3 separate regions of the Homo sapiens genome follow, and regions 1 and 3 are each linked to region 2. Evidence: chromatin contacts called from ENCODE Hi-C or POLR2A ChIA-PET data. All regions are on one chromosome and are shown on one strand. Each heading gives the region's core, a stretch centred on a gene start or an enhancer-like site at or near the end of the contact. The rest is flanking DNA. Distances are from core to core; before and after follow the strand shown. Region 1 holds the start of AREG (amphiregulin). Region 2 holds the start of BTC (betacellulin). Region 3 holds the start of EREG (epiregulin).

Region 1 (3,699 bases), core at 863-3,362, 350 kb before region 2:
TCATATACTACAAATATGAAGTTACTTGTCAATCAAAAAAAAAAAGAAGAAAAGAGAAGAACAGGCCTAGAACAGAAATGAAGCCTATGGGAGCATAAAGGTGCAACAGTGTAGACCAACTGCGTGAGCTCCAAACAAAGTCTCCAAAAGAATCTTTTGAAATCTTTGGGCAAGTCTCTCAATCTCTCTGAATCACAATTGCCTCATCCACCAGAACAGATAACAGTGCAGGCCCCTACTTCACTTTGGAATGGGCATGACACTTTTCTAGCCTTATTTCCCATACTTGGTCATACCCTCACATCAGGTCTTTATTCCATGTAAAAGATTTGCTGGGAAGGCCTTTGAGGGGCCTCTTCATCTTTCCACAGAGCTTTCCATTAAACAGAGGCAAAATTAAACCATGTCCTTTTTTTCCATGGCACTCTGAACCCTTCTCATCATGTGATCTATTAGAATTACTTATCTATGTATCTGGCCCACACCACTGAGCTCCTGGTGAACCTATACTGCTCCCCTTCATAAAATATAAAGCAGGTGGCTCACACAAAATACACTCTCAACAAATGTGGAATAGAAGGCATGATTCATGATTATTTCATTCTACTAAATGCATGATATTATTTGGACTACGCACTGTGATATACCATTAAAAATAAGTGATTTTTAAAAAAAAATTTCCAGAATTAGGACAGATGCACTGTGACTCACGTTATTATTATTATTATTATTATTATTATTATTATTATTATTATTTTGAGTCGGAGTCTTGCTCTATCACCCATGATGGAGTACAGTGGCATGACCTTGGCTCACTGCAACGTCTGCCTCCCGGGTTCAAGGGAGTCTCCTGCCTCAGCCCACCCGAGTAGCTGGGACTACAGGCGCGCGCCATCACGCCCAGCTAATTTCCTTTGTATTTTTAGTAAAGATGGGGTTTTGCCATCTTGGCCAGGCTGCTCTCGAACTCCTGACCTCAGGTGATCCACCCGCCTCGGCTTCCCAAAGTGCTGGGATTACAGGCATGAGCCACTGCGCCTGGCCTGACCTACATTCTTAAAAGGGCTGTGTTACTGAAACAATCAGGAAAGAATCATATCTCCAGGTGAAGGAAAATGAACAATGCTTTTTCTCTTCCTCAAGTCAAGAAAAATCCAGTTCTTTAGTTGACAGTACATCCAAGTTAGTCAAATTAAGTAGCTTCCTGTCTCCGCTTCATTTTATCTACTTGTCATGATTAAATATCCTACTAGGTTGTAAGTGGGCCCTCAACGCTGACCTTTTTATCTTGGGATTTGAGAGGCACAGTCTAGAGCACTACTCTTCACCTAAATGCCAGTATGCCACCAGTAGAAATTATCCTTTAGGCTAAATATTGTTCTTCCCAGAAACCCTCTTTTCAAGGATCAGTTTAAACCTAAATTCATCAGAGAGGAAAACAGCAGATTTCAGAGTCAGATGAAGAATTCATATCCACCTGGCTTTGAACATTATCGGCTGTGAGATGGTGTAGGTAAAATTTTAAGTGCATAATTTGGCAATAATAAATCATCAATAAATATTAATGTTGATGAGGCCCCTGGGCCACATAAAGAAATAGGGAGTGAGGGGATTTGAAATTCTGGCCACTTCACAGAAATGGGTGGGAAGGGGCTCTTGATTGAGATAGAAGCCCATCCTACATGAAGCAATTCCTCATTGAGTTCTCTCGTCCTTTATCCTTGTTGGAAACATCAGGCAAAGTCACTCTTGGTCTTAAAGTACTTTTACATCTAAATACGGAACTCTTCTATTTAATCCCTGTCTGTTGTAGATGTTAAGTATACAAAGAGGTTGTCAGAGTTTGAAACATCTGGACTTCTGTCAGGTACTAGCTCCGGAACTCCAGTCCTGCTCGCCCTCAAAAACGGCTTGCAGCTAGAGGTTTAAGTTCCACTTCCTCTCAGCGAATCCTTACGCACGAGGGAGGCGGGGCGTGTGTCCTCCGCGCGTGGTTTTCGGGTAGCACCTTCTGGGGCGCCGCCTGCCTCCACCCACGGCCGGGCCTTGACGTCATGGGCTGCGGCCCCCTCCCGGCTGAGCCTATAAAGCGGCAGGTGCGCGCCGCCCTACAGACGTTCGCACACCTGGGTGCCAGCGCCCCAGAGGTCCCGGGACAGCCCGAGGCGCCGCGCCCGCCGCCCCGAGCTCCCCAAGCCTTCGAGAGCGGCGCACACTCCCGGTCTCCACTCGCTCTTCCAACACCCGCTCGTTTTGGCGGCAGCTCGTGTCCCAGAGACCGAGTTGCCCCAGAGACCGAGACGCCGCCGCTGCGAAGGACCAATGAGAGCCCCGCTGCTACCGCCGGCGCCGGTGGTGCTGTCGCTCTTGATACTCGGCTCAGGTGAGGATTCACCGGCGCTGAACTGCTGGGCTCTCCTCCCATGGCAGGTTTTGCCTCTTGAGTTTGGCTCTTGCTTCTCTAAAAATCGCCCTTTAGTTCCCCCGACCCTGCGCCGCAGGAGGTGATCACTGTAGCTCCCTCCCTAGGAGGAAAAGAGAAGGGCAGATGTCTCAAACGTCCAGGACAAGGTGTCCCAGAGAATCGCTGTACTTTTTCTTTAGTTCAGCTGAGAAGACGGGAGAGATCATTTGAACCTAACCCTTCGTTTCACAGATTAAAAGATTAAAAAGACCAAGATCTAGAGAGGTGAAGTGATTTCCGCAGATATTGGACCCAGCAGTGTTTGCTGCCTCCTGCCTAATTCTCCATCTCTGTCTAGTGATTTCTTCTTTACCTTCCTAGAGGGACTTAGAGTATCCCGGCGAGAGGTTAAAAGCACCACTCTGATGCTGTTTTATTGAGACCTAAGAAAAAGCAAGATAAAGCAGTGGCTTAACTCTGGGCCCCAAATCTTACTTAGTACTCAGTTTATTGTCTATGTAGTAATAATAATAATGATAATGAAAAATGACAATAATAATCGATATAATTAACCACTGTTTATATTATTTTAAAAGATTATCTTTTAAAAATATCTTTTAAAAATATGAACACATCTTTTAAAAATATGAACACATCTTTTAAAAATATCTTTTAAAAATATGAACACATCTGAAGAAAATCTGATATTTGTATCTAAAACCTACCGAAATAGGCCAGGATGGCATTCTAGCAAAAAAAGAAATGCATTTGGAATGTGAAGTGATGGGAATTTTTAGACATTACCCATCAAGTAATTGTATTAGATTAATTTGCCAATTTGGCGGGATTTTTTTGATGTGGAAATTAATGTGGATTATCTGTGGAAAAGAAAAACTTCAGAAAAGCACTTCTGTAATTGGGACAGCTGAATTTGCTTGCTGGCAAAAATGTAAAGTTTCTTTCATAGAAATGACTCAATCACAAACAATAGCACATGTGCAATAACTGCTTTGATGTCAAAAGATAAACTTTTCTACCTAACACAGCTGACTCGAAAGGCACCCTACTTTACCTTTTCTTTTCTTCCTTTATTCCCTCCCCTGCAGGCCATTATGCTGCTGGATTGGACCTCAATGACACCTACTCTGGGAAGCGTGAACCATTTTCTGGGGACCACAGTGCTGATGGATTTGAGGTTACCTCAAGAAGTGAGATGTCTTCAGGGAGTGAGATTTCCCCTGTGAGTGAAATGCCTTCTAGTAGTGAACCGTCCTCGGGAGCCGACTATGACTACT
Region 2 (3,618 bases), core at 855-3,354:
CCCCAAGTAGCTCATGCCCAGATTATACCTACGAGACAATCAGGTCCTCTGGCCCACAGGCGCCCCCCCTTCCTATACTGCACCTCACTGACAGATTTATCACCTTTAAACCATTGTTTGCATCATATCACTCCCAGTCAAGCCCTGTGATGGTGTGTGTTTAATAGCTTATTGATTCTGTTCCAAATATTCTAATCTGGCTTTTTCAGTTCTTCATAATCTGTCTGCCTCTCAGAAATTCTACTCTTTCCAGTAAAGCATGCTCATTCGCATCGCCAACCCTTTACTAAATGCTTTTTCCCTTGTCTCTGTTCCCTCTTTCCTCTCTACTATTGCAAACTCTACCCAAGCCTCAAGGCACGCATTCGTGTCCTCCATTCAGCCTTTCCCCACTATTCCAGCCCCCGCTGTTGAGCTCTTTCTCCCTTTTCTGATTCCGTGAATTTTTCCACAGGTTACCCTGCTGGGCTTGCATATCCAAATTCAGTGCAAGTTCTAGGGCAGGAATCATGTTTTATTTTAGGAATCTCATGAGCCCTTTCCCCACCTCCATTGCTACATACCTCAGCACCTTGCTGACTACGACAGATTCTCAGGGAATACTTTGACTGTTGGATAGTTTAGACACGGTGGAGGAAGAGAATGTCAGCTACTTGCAAGCAATGCTGGCAAAAGCATCAGTACTATTTCTAGGGTTAAGTCTCAACCCCATTGCTCTTCTTCATGAATGTACACATTCACTCTACCACTAAATTGTTACTGACTCCTTCCTCTTCAGCGTTTGTTAAATAAGTTTATTTTCTCTAACCTTGGTCCTAAGTCTGATCCACCTCCAAGCAAGTTCACTGTACCTTTTTAGCCACCTCTCTTACTCCAAGGACACAGTCAAATGAAAGTTTTCATTTAGGCTCCCCCTCTCTTTCCTCAATAAGAGGAATTCCCATTCTTTTTCATTTGTGGTGTCCCCTTCCCAGGCTTGAAGGTAGGAGTGATATCGTGGTGACACTTCAGCTGTGGAGACTCTCCTCCTACCACATAAATGCTCCAAACCCAGATGTGTCTACAGCCCAGCTAAGATTAGAAAATGTTACTGGTTTCCCTTCCCTTCTCTGCCCCGCAAAATGACCATGATGCAGAGAGCAAGCTTTGAAGAGTTGGGATTTTTTCCTACTTAGAAGCCTTCTCACTACCTTCCCTCGGTGGAGGGGAAGGGGAAGCCTGCTTCCAGCCACATCTGAAGTTCCAGCTCTGCTTTGTGAGTTCTGACTCCTAAGGAGGCAGGAGAGACCCTCTGGAGGGCTCTAGGCATCCTGCTACTCCTCCTCCCGCTGGCACTCTTCCCTAACGCCAGGTGATCACACCTTCAGTCAAAGAGTTCCCGTTCTTCTGCCTCCTGCAGGATATGCTTCTTGGTCTATACTACCACGTGAGCTTCTTTAGTGGGTTTCCCTGCTCGCCCCTGCCCCCACCCCCCGACCCTCACTTGCGAGCACAGCGCCTCACCCCGGTGGACAGCCCGCCGGCGCCGCCAGGCCCTCTGCTGTGCGCACAAGTCAGCAGCTGGCGGCCTGCTCGCAGCACTGGCAGCGAGGACCTCGGAATCGCTTCCGCCCTCGGGCCTTCTCACGCGTCTAGGGACTGCCTCCAGCAGGTGCAGCCCCAGGTGCCCAATTGCCAGATCTTTAACCTCGCGCTCTCCCAGCCTTCAAAGTTCTCCAACCCGCGCCTGCCAGCCCCAGCGCGCCCTCTTGTCCAGATGCCAGCTCGGTTCAGGGTTCGCCCTCCCCGCGACTCCAGCCCCAGACTTTCCTCCTGGTTTCCAGTGCCCAGCACGGCCACTTACCCAGGGCAAGGGCCAGGAGCAGTGGCAGGGAGCTGGCGCCGCTGCACCGGGCGGCCCGGTCCATCAACCCCGCTCTGCCGGGCCGGGCAGCCCCTAGACAAGTCTCCCTCCTTCTTCGCCCCCTTCCCGGGCCTCGGGCGCCTGAGAGGGTGCCTGGAAACTAATCCCGGAGGCAGAAGGAAACGAAACTACTTCCCAGGCTGGCACCCTGGCTACAAGGCAGGGAAACACCCAGGGCGGGAGGCCGGCCGGCTCCGTGAATGTCGCCGGGAGGAGGGAGCCTCCTATTTATCCCCCCTCCTCCTGCACACACCCCGCCAAAGAGGCGCAGGACTTGGTCCTGGGAGCCTCCACGCTGCTCCCACCCAAATTGCCCCACACCCATACCCACACCCAGGGACATATTCGGGCTGCCCTCGGACCAGCTCACCACTCCCCCTGCTGGGTCTCACCTGACTGACTGTTCATTTCCCTACCCCCTAGGGCGTAAACAAGGTAGGGAGGGAGATGTAAAGAATCCGCGTGGAGGGGTGTCGGGGGTTCCGGTCGGGCCTGCAGGCTGACCTAAACTCCTGGAAGCCACCGAGGAAGAGTCAGAGACCCAAACGTGTTCTGGAATTCTAACTTCCTTTATTTCAGAGGATTGCTAGTGTCATGGAGAAACCAGACTCACCATTCATTGTGGTTGACTTCAGGCATTTGATAATGCAGGCAATTTCAAAAGAGTCATTGTTGCCTTTTAAAGTCTTGAAGCCATAGCGAAACCTCGTCTCTACAAAAAATACAAAAGTAAATTAATAGCCGGGTATGGTGGTGTGCACCTGCAGTCCCATCCATTCCCTGAGGCTGAGGTGGGGAGGATCGCTTAAGCTTGGGAGATGGAGCCTTCAATGAGCCTAGATCGAGCCACTTCACTCCAGCCAAGGCGCAAGAGTGAGACACTGTTTCAAAACAACGACAACAACAACAACAACATCAGCAACAAAAAAAAAAAAAAAAAAAAAGAAAAGAAATGAAAAAAGTCTTCAAGCTAGTGTCTTAGTTTCTGGGTGCATTGTCTTCTAATAATTCATAAAATTGGGGCTCACCAGGACCTACTTTAGAAATTTCATTTGTATTTCTGTTTATGAATTTACTCATGTATTCAGTATATTTTCATTTACTTGCATTAAGCAATTTCTGGAACAGAAAGACATCCTCACAGCTTTTAGAGAAAGCAAGCAGCATCCAATTTTACCTTATGTGGTTATATATTGCCTCCAAGATAACCAAAAGATACAGCTGCTTTTGTACTGGTCTGTGTTCCTCATATAAGATTTATGTGGATAATTATGCCCCTCAGTACAGAAATTTTATTTCTATAGCATCCAAAAGTCATGTAAGCCTTATTTTACATATGAAATGTAGTTTGGGTGTCTGCCTCTTCCTCCTCATCCTACTGTTTAAGTTAAGTAAATTGTTGTGCACTTGTCTCCCACGAATAACATTTCATTTCAAAACTAAATTATTTTACTGCCCCAGGCAACTGATATATCCGGTGGAATAAAAATCAGCTCTTAATTTTCAGAATCCCATTCTAGTCCCACATGACAGCTCATAAAACATTGGTAGAGAGGGCAGGCATGAAGTTTAAAGAAACCCAAAGTTGTAAGATGGAAGGTTACTGCACCCCAGCTAAAAAGAGCAGAAACACTGGAAGCCAATGGATTTTGACATCATCTCCCTCCCTCTCAACACTTCCACCCTGCATTTTTCTTTTCTGATATTCTCTCCAT
Region 3 (3,491 bases), core at 504-3,003, 430 kb before region 2:
TTACGTATGAGGAAATTGAGACAGATTAAATAACTTGTCCAGGAATTCACACACAGACAGTTTAAATCTTAACCCCTGATAACATGATGAAGTATTTGTTTCTTTTTTTTTTTTTTTTGAGACGGAGTTTCGCTCTGTCGCCCAGGCTGGAGTGCAGTGGCGCGATCTCGACTCACTGCAAGCTCCGCCTCCCGGGTTCACGCCATTCTCCTGCCTCAGCCTCCCGTGTAGCTGGGACTACAGGCGCGCGCCACCATGCCCGGCTAATTTTTGTATTTTTAGTAGAGACGGGGTTTCACTGTGTTATCCAGGATGGTCTCGATCTCCTGACCTCGTGATCCGCTCGTCTCGGCCTCCCAAAGTGCTGGGATTACAGGCGTGAGCCACCGCGCCCGGCCGAAGTATTTGTTTCTAACAAGAGCATTCTGGACATTAAAGGGCCTTAGAGTATGAGAGAAAAAAGCCAGAAAAAAAAAAGGAATAGTAATAATAATTTTTTAAAAAGTAGAAATAAAAAGGTAAGGAGTTAACATCCATTAGATTCCATTTTCTATTCAAATATGTATATTTACATACAGTACTGCTGAATTGACTCACAGTTCTTAGGTCCTATAGAGGAGTGCAGTGAAAAGGAAGACAATTTACACAGTACAGAGCTGAACATAGGACTTACAAACAAAAAAAAAGTCAAGGAATACAAAGTAGCTTTCCCAGGTGTAAAGTACCGGGTCTAGAATTCTATGAGGCTAGGGAGAAGATAAACGACAAAAGCTATAAGAGATCAGAATGAAAAGAGATCCACAAGCCTAAGAAGCCCAGGCCCTTGAGGAGAACCATGAATTTGAGCAGGATTTCACTAATTCCTTTAAAAAGTAGCCATTGCCTCAAAGTACGACTCCATCAGCATAGGCAGGAAAGTGGGAGTGAGGAAAGGCTTAGAGTTTTCCAGCCTGGCTGGGGTCAGACAATTTGCCTGGGGAAATAGTGGGAGCTGAGGTTGAAAAGACCGATTGGCTTCACGTTTGTGGCAGGCCTTGTCCAAAAAGCAATAGGAAGTCGTTGAAAGGTTTTGTGCAGGGGAGCGACAGGATTAAGGCACTACTTAGTAGGAAGTCATATCAAAAGCAGCAACCTGACAAATGGCAAATACGACAGAAGGAAAAAAAATAACAGGAATTTTCTTCACAATGACTCGACTTTGAGGTAATAAATGCCTGAGCCACATTGGAAGCAGGGGTCTCAGAAGGAAGGCGCAGATGGGAAAGGCTTTTCTGGGCGGTGGCGTTTCAATGCAAGGAGGGCGCTTGAATCACTGACAGACTTCAAGTTAAGGGAGTTTTCGTGGCTGAGGTTAGTAAGTCACACGCACAGCTCTCCAAAGGCATGTATGGGGAACGCCAGCCTTGGCTAAAAGACTGATTCAAGTTATGTCCGTCACCCTGAGCAACCAAAACCACCCACTACAGGGCAGGTGACCCCACAAAGCAAACCAAGCCATCTGGTCCACGCTCCCCACCTCCCGGAGGGAGATGGAAAAGTTTCGGGAGTAGTCCCCGGCCAATCGGAAAGACATTTTTTCATTCCTCAACCACTACTCTCAGGTGCTCCAGGGAGGGAGGATGACTTCCTGACGGTCCTCCTGCCGCTCCTCCCTCGGGCCAATTATGAAACTCTGGGCACTCTTGACCTCACCCCGTTAGGGCCCGGGAGGGGCTCCCTAGTATAAAGTTCGCAGCACCAGACAGTTGAGCTCACTTGCCTGATATTTCCAGTGTCAGAGGGACACAGCCAACGTGGGGTCCCTTCTAGGCTGACAGCCGCTCTCCAGCCACTGCCGCGAGCCCGTCTGCTCCCGCCCTGCCCGTGCACTCTCCGCAGCCGCCCTCCGCCAAGCCCCAGCGCCCGCTCCCATCGCCGATGACCGCGGGGAGGAGGATGGAGATGCTCTGTGCCGGCAGGGTCCCTGCGCTGCTGCTCTGCCTGGGTAAGTTCTCCCCCTCTGGCTTCCGGCCGCCCCAAAGAGGAGACAAATAAGGAAGGCTCCTGTGCATTTGTCATTCGACAAGTACGGAGTTGTCTCCAGGTTCAAGTGTGCTCTATTTAAAATTACGTCTTGTTTTGTGAGTCTGTCTTCCCCTATGGTGGGACTGGGGTGGGGGGGACTGGGGATCGATGTTAAAATGCTTTTTATTGGTGAATTAATTATTGGCATATATGTTATGCATGGATTGAAATATCTCCTTATTAAACAAAATAAAAAGTTGTTGAAAAAGCTTTTTTTTTTTTTTTGAAAAGTTGCCAGTCCTAGAAATCTAAAGGCCTGGAACGCACTGTTAACATTTCATGTCTTGTTCCTTTTTGTTGGAGAGTGGGGAATAGAAACTAGCGTAAGAAATTTTTTGGAGGGGGGAAAAAGCTTTTCTCCTCTGTCTTGCGCTCAGTTTTCTAAAACCTAGCCTGGTTTAGCTTTCCCGGAGGAGCTGGTATGCGCCAGTGCCAGTTGGCTGAGCTCCAGACACAAGAGAAATAAAACACTGGTCGAGGGTATCTGGAGCAGAAGGGCCCTGGGCAGGTCCTGGCGCTCCCCACCGCCCTTCGCCCCTACACCTGCTGCTTGCGTTTTTCCCTGCAGCCTCCCAAGCAGCCTCTGGAGCAAGCGTTCTGCACTTGCTGCTAATTGCACTCCATAGCCTGTGATCGCTGAGGGTATTTAAATGCCAGTCTTCCTATTTGAGATGATTTAGTTCAAGGGGAAAAATTTTCTAAATAGCCTTTCTGTTAAAAAAAAATTACTTCTTTCCAATTCCTTAAACTTCAGTTTAAGGAATTTGAAAGAGTTTGAAGTCGTATATGAATATCTTAATAAAAAAATAAAAGTTACCACCAGTCTCATATTCTCCCTGGAGTTGGAATGAGGCTGATTCCCCAGACACTCTAACTCTACCTGTGAAGGATGTGACTGTTAAATTATTATTTTGGCACACCTTATCTCAGGGGTTGAGAGACCTAATGAAATGCATACTATGCATAATTGAAACTTACAAGTCTAAGTCCAGGAACACAAGTGGAAACTAGATATGTGGTTTCTGCCAAAACTGAGCTAAGAAAGACTTGCTAGAAGATTCTCAGTAAACAATGTGGCTTTGCTGTCTTTGTTTTGAAAAGAATTAAATTAGAAAGGTGACAGTCTTCCTAGAGTTAGAAATTAACCTCGAGGTCAGAATAACTTAGCACTTATTATTTTCCCCACATGTAAGGTTGCATCTGAACAATGCACATGTCTGTTCTGGGTGTTTCATTGAATATTCTAATTTGAGACAGCCAGAGCCTGTGAATAACCTGGTTACTACCCACTAGTGTGTGTGTTGTGTGTGTGTTTGTTGTCATGAAAGTGCTTACCTCCTTCATTGCATTACTTAATTATAGTTCATCTATTTCGTCAGCTGCCAAGCCCATTTCCAAATGAGTTAGGTCAGTTTCTGTTTTCCCAG

The links. A loop is a pair of places that touch in the nucleus more often than their neighbours do. ChIA-PET counts read pairs that join two places held with the same protein, here RNA polymerase II (POLR2A). Pooled maps may share reads with other maps.
Region 1: a loop to region 2 is called in a map of esophagus muscularis mucosa, with 2.8 times the contacts of the local background. The contact joins the promoter of AREG here to the promoter of BTC in region 2. A Hi-C loop is called at or near these places in 2 of 168 maps with a recorded cell type or tissue (esophagus muscularis mucosa and mammary epithelial cell).
Region 3: a pooled map shows a loop between it and region 2 (2.7-fold over the local background). The contact joins the promoter of EREG here to the promoter of BTC in region 2. A Hi-C loop is called at or near these places in 7 of 168 maps with a recorded cell type or tissue (Caco-2, HCT116, PC-9 and 4 more) and 10 of 50 pooled maps. POLR2A ChIA-PET finds 5 or more read pairs at or near these places in 1 of 52 experiments (PC-3).

What each region holds. Positions count from the first base shown.
Region 1 is chr4:74,443,024-74,446,722 of GRCh38, forward strand. AREG (amphiregulin) reads left to right here and starts at 2,113. Exons shown (of 6, transcript NM_001657.4): 1 at 2,113-2,383; 2 at 3,511-3,699. The coding sequence starts at 2,323. RefSeq lists a silencer at 3,380-3,580.
Region 2 is chr4:74,792,419-74,796,036 of GRCh38, forward strand. It overlaps BTC (betacellulin), which reads right to left and starts at 2,105. Exons shown (of 6, transcript NM_001729.4): 1 at 1,844-2,105. The coding sequence starts at 1,907.
Region 3 is chr4:74,363,392-74,366,882 of GRCh38, forward strand. It overlaps EREG (epiregulin), which reads left to right and starts at 1,754. Exons shown (of 5, transcript NM_001432.3): 1 at 1,754-1,984. The coding sequence starts at 1,918. LOC105377276 (a long non-coding RNA gene) reads right to left here and starts at 1,950. Exons shown (of 3, transcript NR_188415.1): 1 at 1,760-1,950.